Linked DNA regions of Homo sapiens: regions 1, 2, 4 and 5 are each linked to region 3. The links are chromatin contacts, found by Hi-C or POLR2A ChIA-PET in ENCODE. All regions are on one chromosome and are shown on one strand. The core of a region is the stretch at or near the end of the contact, and the rest is flanking DNA. Distances in the headings are between cores, read along the strand shown. Region 1 has its middle 16 kb from the start of CCL1. Region 2 holds the start of CCL5 (C-C motif chemokine ligand 5). Region 3 holds the start of SLFN5 (schlafen family member 5). Region 4 holds the start of CCL3L3 (C-C motif chemokine ligand 3 like 3). Region 5 holds the start of CCL3 (C-C motif chemokine ligand 3).

Region 1 (2,700 bases), core at 57-2,556, 860 kb before region 3:
TTCACTACAGCATTCCATAGGTTGCCATTTCTCTAGCCCCTATAATAATTTCTCTGCTGTCTGCCACCCAGCTGCAAAGCCAAATCTGTACATCTTATCCTTTGGTTAGAGCAATTTCTCTCTTCTAGGTATTAATTTCTGTATCGGCCAGCTTTTGCTGCAGCAACAAGCAACCCCAAAATATCTGTGGCTGATAACAAGAAACATTTCTCTTTTTTGCTCTTAAGTCTGCGGGCCAACTGCAGCCCTTCATTAAGCTGTGGGTCATGTCAGTCTTTGTCACAAGTCTTCCCAATTCCAGGGTCCAGCTAAAGGAACAGCTCTTGCTCAGGACAGGACATTCTACTGGCAGAGGGTCCAAGAGAAAGAGGATTATCAGAAACTTGCAATGCTTTCAAAGCTTCTGCTGGGATCTGGCATGTCATATCTGCTAACATTCTTTTTTTTTTTTCTGAGACAGTCTCACTGTGTCACCCAGGCTGGAGTGCAGTGGCGCGATCTCAGCTCACTGCAAGCTCCACCTCCCGGGTTCACACCATTCTCCTGCCTCAGCCTCCTGAGTAACTGGGACTACAGGCACCCGCCACAACACCCGGCTAATTTTTTGTATTTTTAGTAGAGACAGGTTTTCACCGTGTTAGCCAGGATGGTCTCGATCTCCTGACCTCATGATCCGCCCGCCTCGGCCTCCCAAAGTGCTGGGATTACAGGCCTGAGCCACCGTGCCTGGCCCATATCTGCTAACAGTCTATTGGCTCAAGGGAGGTACATGGCCAACCTCAAAGTCAACGGTGTGAAGAAATACATTCTAAACCCTTTTAAATGAGAATAGAGCCTCCTGCAGATTTGAAGGAGCTCTTGATATGTTCTTATATTAATCCTTTTGGTATGTGTATTGCAACATAATCTCCCATTTGTAACTTGTTTTTAAGTTGTCTCCTTAAAAAGTATGTTAATATTTTTATTGAAAAGATGTATAGGTTTAACAAATTGTAGTAGCTCCACTATCCAGACAACCATTTTCATTTTTATTGACCTTCTAGTCCCTGTACACATTAAACAAACTCCACCCCAGAGTTACATACTATAATGAGTAACTCAATGCAATTATCAATTTCTACAACATGCAATGCTACCCTAAGAACTGCCGCAAATTTTAAGTCCAGAAGATAAAGAAACAGAAACTTAGCAAAAGATAAATATTTACAAATACAGTGTAGAAAACTGCAAAATATTTCAACAGTTTTAAAAAATGCTTTCTTTCAGGCAGACTCCAGGGACAACAGTGAGCAGGGAACCGCGGACAGTCTCCAGATCTCAGAAAGAGGAACTTGAGCAAAAACGAAACAGAAAAAAAAAAAAACAAGAAAAACTATTCTTTCGAAACCTTCCAGCCACCTCAAAGTGAGACCCGTAAGCAAACAGGTATACTTCAGAAGTCTCTAATTCTCATTAGTTGACTTTCAGTAATCGATGTTGGCCCCATGCAGATGTTTTAAATCACTAACACAAACATTGCTGTCTTTGGTATTCTTGCAGTGTTTTCATTTATGAGAAAACCTGCAGAAGAAACTGCTTGAACCAAAGCAAAGTAGCAAGGAAACAGGTTACTATATAATCAGAAGGCCCTAAGAAAGGTAGCAGCAGGTCATATAATTACCTCCTTGTGGATAAAATCCCTGTCCTCAAACTACGCAACCTACTACCTGTACTTCTTCCTTAGGAACCAATTTTTTCTTGCCAGTCTTCTACTTGGCAGATGCCCTTTAAAGAAACCTGTGAAATTAAGCCACCTTTTTTGATTTTTTTTTCCAAATTCAAACCAGTTAGAATTGTTTCACAGATGCTTTTAAAAAGTTATTGGCCATATGATGTTCATCAAAACCACAAATGCATTTGCTTAAAACCAAACTTCAAATAAGTTAGGAAGGGGCGAAAGTAATTCAATTACATTAGAAGATGCAAACCAGTAGTCTAAGCCTCAGCCCACCATATATTGTTGGAGCACATATTTTATTGAAAGCGTTTAATCTTCAAAATTCAAACATCAAATCTCATAAAATCTCCGGCCTTCCTTGATCAATTAGAAAAGTAGATGACACAATGTAACTCCTGCTTGCTGCCTATCACCTGGAGCAAATTAACACCCTGCCTGTCCCCTTTAGATGCCATGCGTTTTCTAGTCATAGTCAGCTCCTCCTGGGACTCTGAAGGTATTTCAGCTTTTCAGTTTTTGACCCCTGAATTATAGTAAATGGAAGCAAATTCTGATCATGATTTTTGTCAACATTAAAAACAAGCTTTTTGAAACTGTCACTCTCTCCGCAATGGTACTTTTAAGTATTTTTACAAAATGTACCCATTCTCCATAATTTGGTCCACTTACTCCGCCTGGCTATTAAGGCTGTAAAATGGACCCTTATGTAATTAATGAAACATGTAAATTCATTTTTCTCCAGGCCTTACTTAGTTAATTAGTTAGAAAAAGATAAGTTTCCAACTGCAGAGTAGTAGTAATATCTACAGTGGAGACACATGTCAGAAAACCACAAAATTCCTGTGAATGAAAGAATGACTGTACTTGCCTCATGTTCTGCAGGCAAGTTATGCATGTTGTCAGTTTAACTAAGATTATGCCAAAGAGAATTTCGTGAACATTCTCACTTTTCTTTGGCATACACCGAAAGGCAACAAATGTAA
Region 2 (2,700 bases), core at 131-2,630, 640 kb after region 3:
CCTAGGGCAGGTTGTGGGGAGGCTTCCAAAGCTCAGGCTCCATGACTCAGCCAGGATCCTAAGAAGGGCCTGGAGATGCATATTGTATCTTGGGAGCTCTGGTTGAGCTTCAGTGAGAAGGGCTCTCAACAGAGAACTTCTTGTTGGTCAGTTAATTCAAGATGACGTTGGGAAGCATCAGTTGCCACTTCCCAGCAGAGGAGTAGTTTTTATTTTCCCAGCAAGATGGAACCAGGTTTGAATACCAGTCTCCCCATTTCCTAGCTGTGTGCCTCCATGGACAAGTTACTTAACCTCTCTGTTTTCCCATCTGTACATCAAGGACAGCTACTCAAAGAAGGGTTGTGGGTATTAAATAAGATGTACAAAAATCGGCTGGGCACGGTGGCTCACGCCTGTAATCCCAGCACTTTGGGAGGCCGAGGCGGGCGGATCACGAGGTCAAGAGATCGAGACCATCCTGGCTAACATGGTGAAACCCCGTCTCTACTAAAAAATACAAAACATTAGCAGGGTGTGGTGGCGGGTGCCTGTAGTCCCCGCTACTCCGGAGGCTGAGGCAGGAGAATGGCATGAACCCGGGAGACGGAGCTTGCAGTAAGCCGAGATCGTGCCGCTGCACTCCAGCCTGGGCGACAGAGCGAAGACTCCATCTCAAAAAAAAAAAAAAAAAAAAAAAAGATGTGCCAAAATCAGCACAATGCCTGATCCATAGTAACCATTTAATTAGCTTTTATTATCCTCTCCTTGTTTTTATTTGTTTTTTAAATGTATTCACTCTAATAAAGCCACATACCCTCTCATAAGCCAATTTTTTTTACATTTATGAAATGAGAGAGAATATGGCTGTCTCAGGGTCTCAGGAAGTTTTAGTTTAGTTAAATTTCTTAGAAACCCTGCTGCTGACAGGCATGAGTCAGACGTGTTTCAAAGTCAGTGTGAGCTACTCATGACTACTAATCTCCCCAACATGAGTCCACACTCAGTGAACACCTGTAGGCCTTGAGGGTGTAGACCTTAAAGACAGAAAAACTGATCAGGAGATCCCTGCCATGAAGCAGCATAGAGATCTCTCAAGGACAACAGGACATATGGGTAAGACAATTCATAAGAATGTAAATAATGGGGTTCAGACAGTATTCATGCTACAGTTGAAAAGAGGGCAAGGTGTGGGACAGTCATTGGGATGGGGTAGGCATTCTAGGCAGAGTCTGACTCCAGGGGCTGTGGTGGTCAAGACCAGGACTTACATGGGGAGGCAGATGCAGGAGCGCAGAGGGCAGTAGCAATGAGGATGACAGCGAGGGCTGCCGCGGAGACCTTCATGGTACCTGTGGGAGAGGCTGTGCGAGGTCCACGTGCTGTCTTGATCCTCTGCAGGAATCCTCTGCAGCTCAGGCTGGCCCTTTATAGGGCCAGTTGAGGGGCATCCCCTAAGGGGAGTTTCCAAAATAGCAACCAAGCATTGGCCGGTATCATAAGTGAAATTGCACAAAACGGAAAAGAAAACTGAAATAGCCTCCGGAAATTCGAGTCTCTGTCTCTCCCTCACTGCTCTCTCATCTAGAGTGAGCTCATCAGTTTCCTCTTTGACCAAGCACCAATGGTGGAAAAATTTCTCTGCTGACATCCTTAGTTTTACCTTCCAGGGAAGGGGTCCTCCTCAGAGAGCAGGAAGCCGCTTTCTTGGGGACAACAAGGAGTGGCAGTTAGGACAGGATCAGAAGTCACTGAGTCTTTATTACTCACTGAGTCACTGAGTCTTCAAAGTTCCTGCTTATTCATTACAGATCTTACCTCCTTTCCCTCATCCATGGAAGGATGTTATTTATAAAGTGTTTTATTGAGGAGGGTCCTCTGGATATACAGTCCCCAAAGGAGGTGAGCACACTCACACTGTAAATTGAGGCAGTTGATCTGAGCTGGGCATTGGGAACCTTTTCACAAGATATGAGTTGGAATGAGTCCTCTTGTGGGAATTTCTTGCTTTCATCCTGGTCATAGGGTCTCTCCCATTTACTTGCTAAGCGACCTTTGGGAAAAGTGCTTAATGTCTTTGAGTTCTATTTCCTTGTTTATAAAGTGGAATAATTGATTAGAGACTTGTTGAGAAGCAGAGGGAGAGAAAGATATCTTACAGCATACTCTATCATTATTGGCTACCATTTACCGAGGGCTTATCTGTGCCAGCCACTATTCCACTGTCCTAGCGCGTGTCAACTCATTTACTATTATTATCCCCATTTTATGAATGAGGAAACTCAATAAATACTGGGATCCCATCTCACTGTAAGGCCTTCTTGGGCACAAAAGTTACAGAATATGAAAGCTTCAAAGGACTTTAGGGATCATTTTTTCCATGTTCTTCAGTTGCACAAGAGGAAACCAAGGCCCAGTGAGCAGGAGTGACTTGCTAAGAACACACAGCAAATGAATGACAGAGTTGGGATCAGAACCCAGTTGCCCTCACTCCCACTTCAGTGCTCTGTCCATTAAGTACTGCCCAACATTAAAGGGTTCGTGGTTAGGAGTATCCTCAAAACTGAACCCATGTGGAACTTCTGGATTAGAGCTAGGGTCCTTACTGCATTCCAAAGAACTGGATACAGTAAGTCTTCATCAATTCCTATTTTAGTAGTTCAGAATTAGCAACAATTTGGTCCGGGCTAGGCTGAAATTGGCATCTGAATAATAATAATA
Region 3 (2,700 bases), core at 201-2,700:
CCTCTTCTTCTCTGGGCAGGGATTTAAATGTTCTTGGGTAGCCTCGCCAGAGACCTGTGCGGCCCTACAGTGACCTTCTTTCCAGCCACTTTCCCATGAGCTCAAAGCTTTGGATTCTGTCACTTGCAAAGGGTCAGGCCTGATCCCTTGCGGGTTCTTGAGAAGTGAGTAAGACTTCCAGCGCCCCGGCCCAGACTGCGACGACCCAGACTGCGACGACCCAGTCTGCGCCTGGCGCAGGCTCCATAGACGGCTTTTCTTCAGCTCTGTCCACTGAGACCTCGAGCCCTTGAGCAGAAGATGGGAGAGAGAGGGTCTTGCTGGGCGGGCTCCAGAAGTCCTCCTGGCTCTGGGCGCAGGAGTTGGAAGAGAAGAGATAGAGAAACATCTACTCACCAGAATTGTAAACTGGAAGAAGGGTAGAGGAAAGGTGCCTAGAGAGGGCAGCTGGAATCAGGATTGGGCTGAATATTTTAGGAGTCCCCAAGTGCTACTTCTATCCGCTGGGAGCACGGGTTCGAATCTGCCCCCAGGCAGCCCGCTCCTGGTTCTCTTGTCCCCCTGTGCTGCGGCGGGGCCCACTTCGGCCCTCGGGTTCCCCGCACAGGCCACACAGGGCAGCAGCGCGCGCCGTACCCACGGGCAGTTCGAGAGGGCCGCGCGTGGCGGAGCCAGGCCCTTCGCCAGCGCCCAGTACAAATTTAGTACTAGAATTAAGAGAAACACACTGAAATCTGACAGCCCCGCCTAAGACCCGGGCGTGAGGAAGTCTGCGGTGGGTGATGAATACAAAGAACAGTTTCTCTTTCCTGTCAGTAAAACGCTGTTTCCAGAGCCTGCCAGGTTTCGCCCCAGTGGCCACACCTATGCCTGGCAGGTGCTGGTCCGAGCCCCTAGCGCCAGCAAAAGAAAGGAGGCGGACGCAACATTCTCGAATTACTAGGAGAAGGAGGGAGGCTTTCCCTTCCCCCCAGTGCCCCATGTACCAACGCGTCTCGCCATACCCCTTGCCCCTCTTCCAGCAGCTGACGGAGTAATTCGAGTAGGAATCGAAAGATTTGGAGGCGCCGGGGGAGAAACCTGCGGAGCGCTCTCCGAGCCTGTGGCGTCCCAGGAAGACTCCGAGCGGGGCCAGGGAAGTTCTCTGGAGGACATGGGGTGGATACCCAGGTCTCCTTCCCTGGGTGAAATAAGAACTGAAAATCTAAAAATAAAATAAATAAAATAAAATAGAAAACACAGAGAAGCAACAAAAAAGCGCTTCCCCTCCTCAGTTCTCCCCAGTCCACCCAAGGTTTACCAAGACTGTTGTAGTTGCAAGAGTGGGCTTCCGGCTCCACGTAACGATGCGATTGGGCTGTACCTCTGTCTGTCTCCTGCGCGATGTCCCGCCCCGGGAGGTGTCACGGAACTCAGCTGATATAAGCCCGGGATCCCGCCGGGTCAGGTTCTCTGCTCTGGACTTGGGAGGCTCCGTTGCCTGCTCCCGGAGGGAGACGCGCTGCCGAGGAGAACCCAGCGGGTAATGAATCCCCCGCGCTTCTTTGCCCAGGCCTTCCCCAAACCTCCCCCCGGTCTGCGCGGGTTCTCCTATTGGGCTGTGGTGAAGACAAGGTGCGGCGACTGCAGCTCCCCAGGTCTGGGCGCTGCCGGGAGAGAGTCTTTCCCGCTGGGGAGATTTAGTTTGTTGACTCAGGAGCACCTCCAACGACAGCTAGTGGCAGAGGACCCGGGAGCTGGGAGGTTCGGAACGCGGGGCGAGCTGGGGAGGAGGGAGAGGCGCCGACCCAGCGCAGCCTACATCTTAGCAAACCAAACCTGGCAACATTTCCCCACGGTTCAGGAGCACGAAGGACTTAAGGGAAAACGACGAAATCGGGGCTCCCGAGGATGAAGTTAAATGGGTTGTGGCCTGGGGACAAATAGGGCCAATGTCCAGTCTATTACAAGAGGCTTTGTTCCAGAGGCTTGCCTATAAGCCCCTGGCTTGGAACGTCAGTCTTCAAACTGTAACAACAGGGGCAGGCTACTAGGGTAGCCCACAAAGCCCTGTATCCCCCATACAGTGACTAACTAGAGCCCTAGTTGGTCATATCCGCAGTGGCTGAGACTGCGGTGTGATTCCGTTTCCCTCTTGCATGTGTCCCGGGAGCCCGAGTTGTCGAAGCCCAAATTCAGGCTCAGGAACCTGATGTGCTGTTGATGCCAAACACTGACACACAGATGCTTGGAGACAGAGGAAGATTTATTCCATTTGGCCAAAGCGAGAAGGCAAGAGGTCAAGATCTCTCAAATCCACCCTAACAAAAAGAAGTAGTGGGGAGTTTTTATGAGACCAGGAAGTAAGGGAGGGGGAATTTCAGGGAACCTCGGGGAAAAGTCTTTCTTCGTCTCAGATTACATCTTGAACCACCAGACTTCTGGGCGTCAGCAGCTGGTCACAATGCCCTTAAAGGCATTCATTCCTTCTGCAAAATTTTTTTCTTGACTCTGAAGCTATATCCTCCTGCTTGACAAAGAAACGGTGCATCAGCAGTTTATAATTATATTGCTAGAAAAAGGAATATTGGGCAAAAAGTGGGTAGTTAACATATGCAAATAAGCAAGGGCCTCATCGGAATTTTCATGGTTTCATCACTAAAAATGTTGGGGTGCTGAAATCTTGAGGGGCTCGGTTGCACCAGAAGGGGATCCTTTGTC
Region 4 (2,700 bases), core at 198-2,697, 950 kb after region 3:
ACGTATTTCTGGACCCACTCCTCACTGGGGTCAGCACAGACCTGCCGGCCTCTCTTGGTTAGGAAGCTGTGGAGAAGGGAGGAAGAGTTAAGCACTGGGGAATCCAGCCGGGGAATCCTGGGCCCACCATGGCCCTGACATCCTGCTCTCTGTCCTGGGCAGCTCAAGGCCTGCTCCTCTCTCAGGGGCCCCCTGCCTATCTCCGTCTAGAGAGCTTCTCTCAGTGACTCCAGGCAAGGGGGCCCTCAGAGTGTCCTGCTGCCTCCTTCTTCCTGTCCCTTTCCTCTGGCCTGGGGCAGCCCTTCCTGACTCTGTAACACCCACCTCACTCCAGCCCCAAGTCAGGTCACACCTCAGTGCCCTGCGTCCTGTATCCCCGATAGGCTCCTGAAGGCTGGGCCTTTCCAGGATGGCCTTCTGGCCTGTTTCTGCCCCCACCCTGACACTCCCTACCTCCCTAGAGGTGAGCAGGAAGACTGGCACTTACATGACACTGGGCTTGGAGCACTGGCTGCTCGTCTCAAAGTAGTCAGCTATGAAATTCTGTGGAATCTGTCGGGAGGTGTAGCTGAAGCAGCAGGCGGTCGGCGTGTCAGCAGCAACTGCGGAGAAAGGAGAGAATAAGCCCGAGTCACAGCTCAGAAGAAAAGGCCAGGCAGCTTCTGATCCCTGAGTGGTTGAGGAGGGCAGGCTTGCTCAGACCAAGTGACTGCAAGGCATTTGGGGGGTTTTGCAGAGAAATGTCTCTTTGTTTCTGTCTATATTCCTCTTTCCCCTTGACTCTTCATAGTGGGTTCTCTGTTTCTCTATGTGATCCAGATACCTGAATGGACTGTTCTCTTAGCTCTCTTCATGGAATTTTGTCGGTTCAAGAAGTCATACCCCAGCCCAAGAGAAGCCCTGGACATCTCTCATAAGACATCCAAGGGACAGGGCTCCTGGGAGACCTAGGGTGAGCTGGAGAGTGAAGAACAGACCCCACTGGGAAGTAAGCAGCCCTGGATTCTGCCTCTTGCAAACTGATTCGTTTTGAACCCTGTTTTTCTATCTGTACAAGGGACTGTAACTCCCCTGCCCCTGCCTAGATTCTCATACCTGGAGACTAGGAGGGCTAAGACCCCTTCTAGAGATAAAAATAAAAGTTGTGAAGAAAAAGACCAAGGTGTTTGGCAGCGCTTTAAGAACTTCCTTCTTTTCTCTTCGGGGCTCTCAGGCCACAAAAAAAGACTGATGTGGTCTAACCATGGCCAGAGAGTGGTGATACCCACAACAACAACATGGACTCACGTGGTGCAGAGAGGACCTGGTTGCAGAGAGCCATGGTGCAGAGGAGGACGGCAAGGGCAGCAGTGGAGACCTGCATGATTGGGAGCAGGTGATGGAATGTGGGCTCGAGTGTCAGCAGAGCCAAGAAGGGACTGACTACTCTTTGCTGCCTGCGTCCTTCTGATGTCTGAAGCCATCTCTCCTCTTTATAGGCAGCCCTGGCGGATGGGGAAATGGAATCTGGGGGTGAGGAGGGAAATTTTTAAGTGTAGTGATGCTGTCATGCTGAGTGTTGCACAACTCAGGGTCCCTGGTGACCACAGGGGCTCAGGATATCCAAGAATAGCATCTCTGAGCTACTCTCTAACTCTCAGCTCTCAACTCATGACTGGTTCTAGCTTCATGGGGTTTCTCCTGTGAGTGTGAAGAGGGGTGTGTGTCAACCCAAGGCTATTCTTAGTTGATCCCTTCTCATAAGAACTGGTCTATGCAGCCAGGCATGGTCGCTCACACCTGTAATCCCAACACTTTGGGAGGCCGAGGCTGCAGATCACCTGAGGTCAGGAGTTTGAGACCAACCTGACCAAGAAAGAGAAACTCCATCTCTACTAAAAATACAAAAGTAGTCAGGCGTGGTGGCACATGCCTGTAATCCCAGCTACTCGGGAGGCTGAGGGCAGGAGAATCGCTTGAACCCAGGAGGTGGGGGCTGTGGTGAGCTGAGATCATGCCATTGCACTCCAGCCTGGGCAACAAAAGTGAAACTCCATCTCAAAAAAAAAAAAAAAAAAGAATTGGTCTATGCATGAACTCTCCAGCCCCATTCCTTCCCACAGAGCTGTAATTCTGCTTCCTCAGCTGCTATAACCACAAGGATAGGGTCAATGGGCTGATGCTGTGGAGGGCTAGACAACCCCCAGTCCTCCCAGAGGAAAGGAACTCAATGAAAGCTGGAGGAATAGAAAGCATGAGGTCACGTTTCAGTCATTTGTCTATTTATTAGTCTCGGAGTGACTGGGGCGCTGTGTTAAACGCTAGTTGTGGATCATAAAAATACTTTAGAGGTGGGTGTCAGTATGTCAGGTGCCTAGAAATATGTGTAGCCATTAACCTAGAAAAAGCATTTCTGGGAAAGAGTTCTGTGGAAACAACCCAAATATGGAGCCATCTTCAAACATAAAGATACCTGACCCAGCATCATTTATAACTCTAAAATAAGCAAAGCTAAATTTTTCTCTATCAGGGAATGATAAATTATCCACAAGATCCTTTATTATTAAGTCTCTAACGTGAATGAAGTGGCATAAATATGCTTATAACATCAGTGGTTAAAAAAAAAGCAAGATAAAACATTATACAAATTCTATAAAATTTGAAGAATTGTATAAAGATATATATATGCCATGCCAACTCTAGGCATGGAAAAAATTAAAA
Region 5 (2,700 bases), core at 194-2,693, 850 kb after region 3:
TATTTCTGGACCCACTCCTCACTGGGGTCAGCACAGACCTGCCGGCTTCGCTTGGTTAGGAAGCTGTGGAGAAGGGAGGAAGAGTTAAGCACTGGGGAATCCAGCAGGGGAATCCTGGGCCCACCATGGCCCCACCATTCTGCTCTCTGTCCTGGGCAGCTCAGGGCTTGCTCCTCTTTCAGGGGCCCCCTGCCTATCTCTGTCTAGAGAGCTTCTCTCAGTGACTCAGTAGGGGTGGCCCTCAGAGTGTCCCGCTGCCTCCTTCTTCCTGTCCCTTTCCTCTGGGCTGGGGCAGCCCTTCCTGACTCTGTAACACATGCCTCACTCCAGCTCCAAGTCAGGTCACACCTCGGAGCCCTGCGTCCTGTATCCCCGATAGGCTCCTGAAGGCTGGGCCTTTCCAGGATAGCCTTCTGGCCTGTCTCTGCCCCAACCCTGACCCTCCCTACCTCCATAGAGGTGAGCAGGAAGACTGGCACTTACATGACACCGGGCTTGGAGCACTGGCTGCTCGTCTCAAAGTAGTCAGCTATGAAATTCTGTGGAATCTGCCGGGAGGTGTAGCTGAAGCAGCAGGCGGTCGGCGTGTCAGCAGCAACTGTGGAGAAAGGAAGAGAATGAGCCCGAGTCACAGCTCAGAAGAAAAGGCCAGGCAGCTTCTGATCCCCGAGCAGTTGAGGAAGGCAGGCTTGCTCAGACCAAGTGACTGGAAGGCATTTGGGCATTTTTGCTGAGAAATGTCTCTTTGTTTCTGTCTGTATCCTTCTTTCTCCTTGACTCTTCATAGTGGGTTCTCTGTTTCTCTGTGTGATCCAGATACCTGAACGGACTGTTCTCTTATCTCAGTTCTCTTCAGGGAATTTTGTCTGGTTCAAGAAGTCATACCCCAACCCAAGAGAAGCCTTGGACATCTCTCATAAGACATCCAAGGGACAGAGCTCCTGGGAGACCTAGAGTGAGCTGGAGAGTGAACAACATACCCCACTGGGAAGTAAGCAGCCCTGGATTCTGCCTCTTGCTAACTGATTCGTTTCGAACCCTGTTTTTCTATCTGTAAAAGGGACTGTAACTCCCCTGCCCCTGCCTAGATTCTCATACCTGGAGACTAGGGGGCTAAGACCCCTTCTAGAGATAAAAATAAAAGTCTTAAAGAGAAAGACCAAGATGTTTGGCAGCCCTTTAAGAAGTTCTCTTTTCTCTTGGGGGCTTTTAGGCCACAAGAAAAGATTGATGTGGTCTAACCATGGCCAGAGAGTGGTGATACCCACAACGAAACTCAGACTCACGTGATGCAGAGAACTGGTTGCAGAGAGCCATGGTGCAGAGGAGGACAGCAAGGGCAGCAGTGGAGACCTGCATGATTCTGAGCAGGTGACGGAATGTGGGCTCGAGTGTCAGCAGAGCCAAGAAAGGACTGACCACTGTCTGCTGCCCGTGTCCTTCTGAAGTCTGAAACCAGCTCTCCTCTTTATAGGCAGCCCTGGCGGATGGGGAAATGGAATCTGGGGGTGAGGAGGGAAATTTTTAAGCGTAGTGATGCTGTCATGCTAAGTTGCACAACTCAGGGTCCCTGGTGACCACAGGGGCTCAGGATATCCAAGAATAGCATCTTTGAGCTATTCTCTAACTCTCAGCTCTCAACTCATGACTTGTTATAGTTTCATAGGGAAATGGTTTCTCCTGTGAGTGTGAAGAGGGGTATATGTCAACCCAAGGCTATTCTTAGTCAGTCCCTTCTCATAAGAACTGGTCTGTGCATGAACTCTCCAGCCCCATTCCTTCCCACAGAGCTGCAATTCTGCTTCCTCAGCTGCTATAACCACAGGGATAGGGTTGATGGGCTGATGCTGTGGAGGGCTGCACAACCCTTCCTCCTCCCAGAGGCAAAGAACTGAATGAAAGCTGGAGGAATAGAAAGCATGAGGTCATGTTTCAGTCATTTGTCTATTTATTAGTCATGTAGTGACTAGGGCGCTGTGTTAAACGCTAGTTGTGGATCATAAAAATACTTTAGAGGTGGGTGTCAATATGTCAGGTGCCTAGAAATATCTGTAGCCATTAACCTAGAAAAAGCATTTCTAGGAAAGAGTTCTGTGGAAACAACCCAAATATGGAGCCATCTTCAAACATAAAGATACCTGACCCAGCATCGTTTATAACTCTAAAATAAACAAAGCTAAATTTTTCTCCATCAGGGAATGATAAATTATCCACTAGATCATTTATTATTAAGTCTCTAAAATGAATGAAGTGGCATAAATATGCTTATAACATCAGTGGTTAAAAAAAGCAAGATACGACATTATACAAATTCTACAAAGTCTGAAGAATTGTACAAATATATATATATATTTGTACTATATATACATGTATTTGTACATATACACATATATATTTGTACAAATATATATATATTCCTTGCCAACCCTAAGCATGGAAAAAAATACAAAGGCTTGGAAATACATGCCTTAAAGAATGAATAGTTCTTATATTTGTGTGATAGGTCCCTGGGTGATTTATTTTCTTATTTTTTTCTTTTTCTGAATTTTTCTCATTTTACTTAGTTAGACTTTATTACCTTCTTGGTCAGCCCACAAATTTATAAACTAATTTTTAAAAAAACATTTCCAACATCACTGGTTGAAAAATAGGTTGTTGTCAGTTGTTTAATCTGAAAGAAATTATTGATAAATATGCTGA

Evidence for each region. Hi-C counts contacts between places; a loop is a spot of excess contacts on that map. ChIA-PET counts read pairs that join two places held with the same protein, here RNA polymerase II (POLR2A). Pooled maps may share reads with other maps.
Region 1: a map with no recorded cell type shows a loop between it and region 3 (10-fold over the local background). The contact joins the enhancer-like site here to the promoter of SLFN5 in region 3. A Hi-C loop is called at or near these places in 2 of 37 single-sample maps with no recorded cell type and 8 of 50 pooled maps. POLR2A ChIA-PET finds 5 or more read pairs at or near these places in 1 of 52 experiments (activated CD4-positive, alpha-beta T cell).
Region 2: a map with no recorded cell type shows a loop between it and region 3 (9-fold over the local background). The contact joins the promoter of CCL5 here to the promoter of SLFN5 in region 3. A Hi-C loop is called at or near these places in 1 of 168 maps with a recorded cell type or tissue (natural killer cell), 5 of 37 single-sample maps with no recorded cell type and 7 of 50 pooled maps. POLR2A ChIA-PET finds 5 or more read pairs at or near these places in 2 of 52 experiments (H1 and activated CD8-positive, alpha-beta memory T cell).
Region 4: a loop to region 3 is called in a map of natural killer cell, with 6 times the contacts of the local background. The contact joins the promoter of CCL3L3 here to the promoter of SLFN5 in region 3. A Hi-C loop is called at or near these places in 1 of 168 maps with a recorded cell type or tissue (natural killer cell), 5 of 37 single-sample maps with no recorded cell type and 7 of 50 pooled maps. POLR2A ChIA-PET finds 5 or more read pairs at or near these places in 1 of 52 experiments (activated T-cell).
Region 5: a loop to region 3 is called in a map of natural killer cell, with 3 times the contacts of the local background. The contact joins the promoter of CCL3 here to the promoter of SLFN5 in region 3. A Hi-C loop is called at or near these places in 1 of 168 maps with a recorded cell type or tissue (natural killer cell), 1 of 37 single-sample maps with no recorded cell type and 6 of 50 pooled maps.

The regions. Positions count from the first base shown.
Region 1 is chr17:34,377,490-34,380,189 of GRCh38, forward strand. No RefSeq gene overlaps it. Among named protein-coding and RNA genes, the nearest start is that of CCL1, 16 kb to the left of the region's middle. Within about 2 kb of position 1,307, at least 3 of the 41 ENCODE cell types and tissues checked have a DNase peak (open chromatin) inside an H3K27ac peak, as active enhancers do.
Region 2 is chr17:35,878,980-35,881,679 of GRCh38, forward strand. CCL5 (C-C motif chemokine ligand 5) reads right to left here and starts at 1,381. Exons shown (of 3, transcript NM_002985.3): 1 at 1,251-1,381. The coding sequence starts at 1,326. All of the region lies in intron 1 of LOC105371745 (a long non-coding RNA gene), which reads left to right.
Region 3 is chr17:35,241,622-35,244,321 of GRCh38, forward strand. SLFN5 (schlafen family member 5) reads left to right here and starts at 1,451. Exons shown (of 5, transcript NM_144975.4): 1 at 1,451-1,522. It overlaps LOC105371932, which reads right to left and starts at 2,530. Exons shown (of 4, transcript XM_047437262.1): 1 at 2,490-2,530; 2 at 1,301-1,598; 3 at 1,005-1,204; 4 at 1-349. The coding sequence starts at 2,530. RefSeq lists enhancers at 1,203-1,262, 1,783-1,892, 1,866-2,494.
Region 4 is chr17:36,195,311-36,198,010 of GRCh38, forward strand. CCL3L3 (C-C motif chemokine ligand 3 like 3) reads right to left here and starts at 1,448. Exons shown (of 3, transcript NM_001001437.4): 1 at 1,288-1,448; 2 at 488-602; 3 at 1-66. The coding sequence starts at 1,363. LOC128966706 (a long non-coding RNA gene) reads left to right here. Exons shown (of 2, transcript XR_008485584.1): 2 at 820-1,157.
Region 5 is chr17:36,088,700-36,091,399 of GRCh38, forward strand. CCL3 (C-C motif chemokine ligand 3) reads right to left here and starts at 1,444. Exons shown (of 3, transcript NM_002983.3): 1 at 1,287-1,444; 2 at 484-598; 3 at 1-63. The coding sequence starts at 1,359. CCL3-AS1 (CCL3 antisense RNA 1) reads left to right here. Exons shown (of 3, transcript NR_186417.1): 3 at 847-1,163.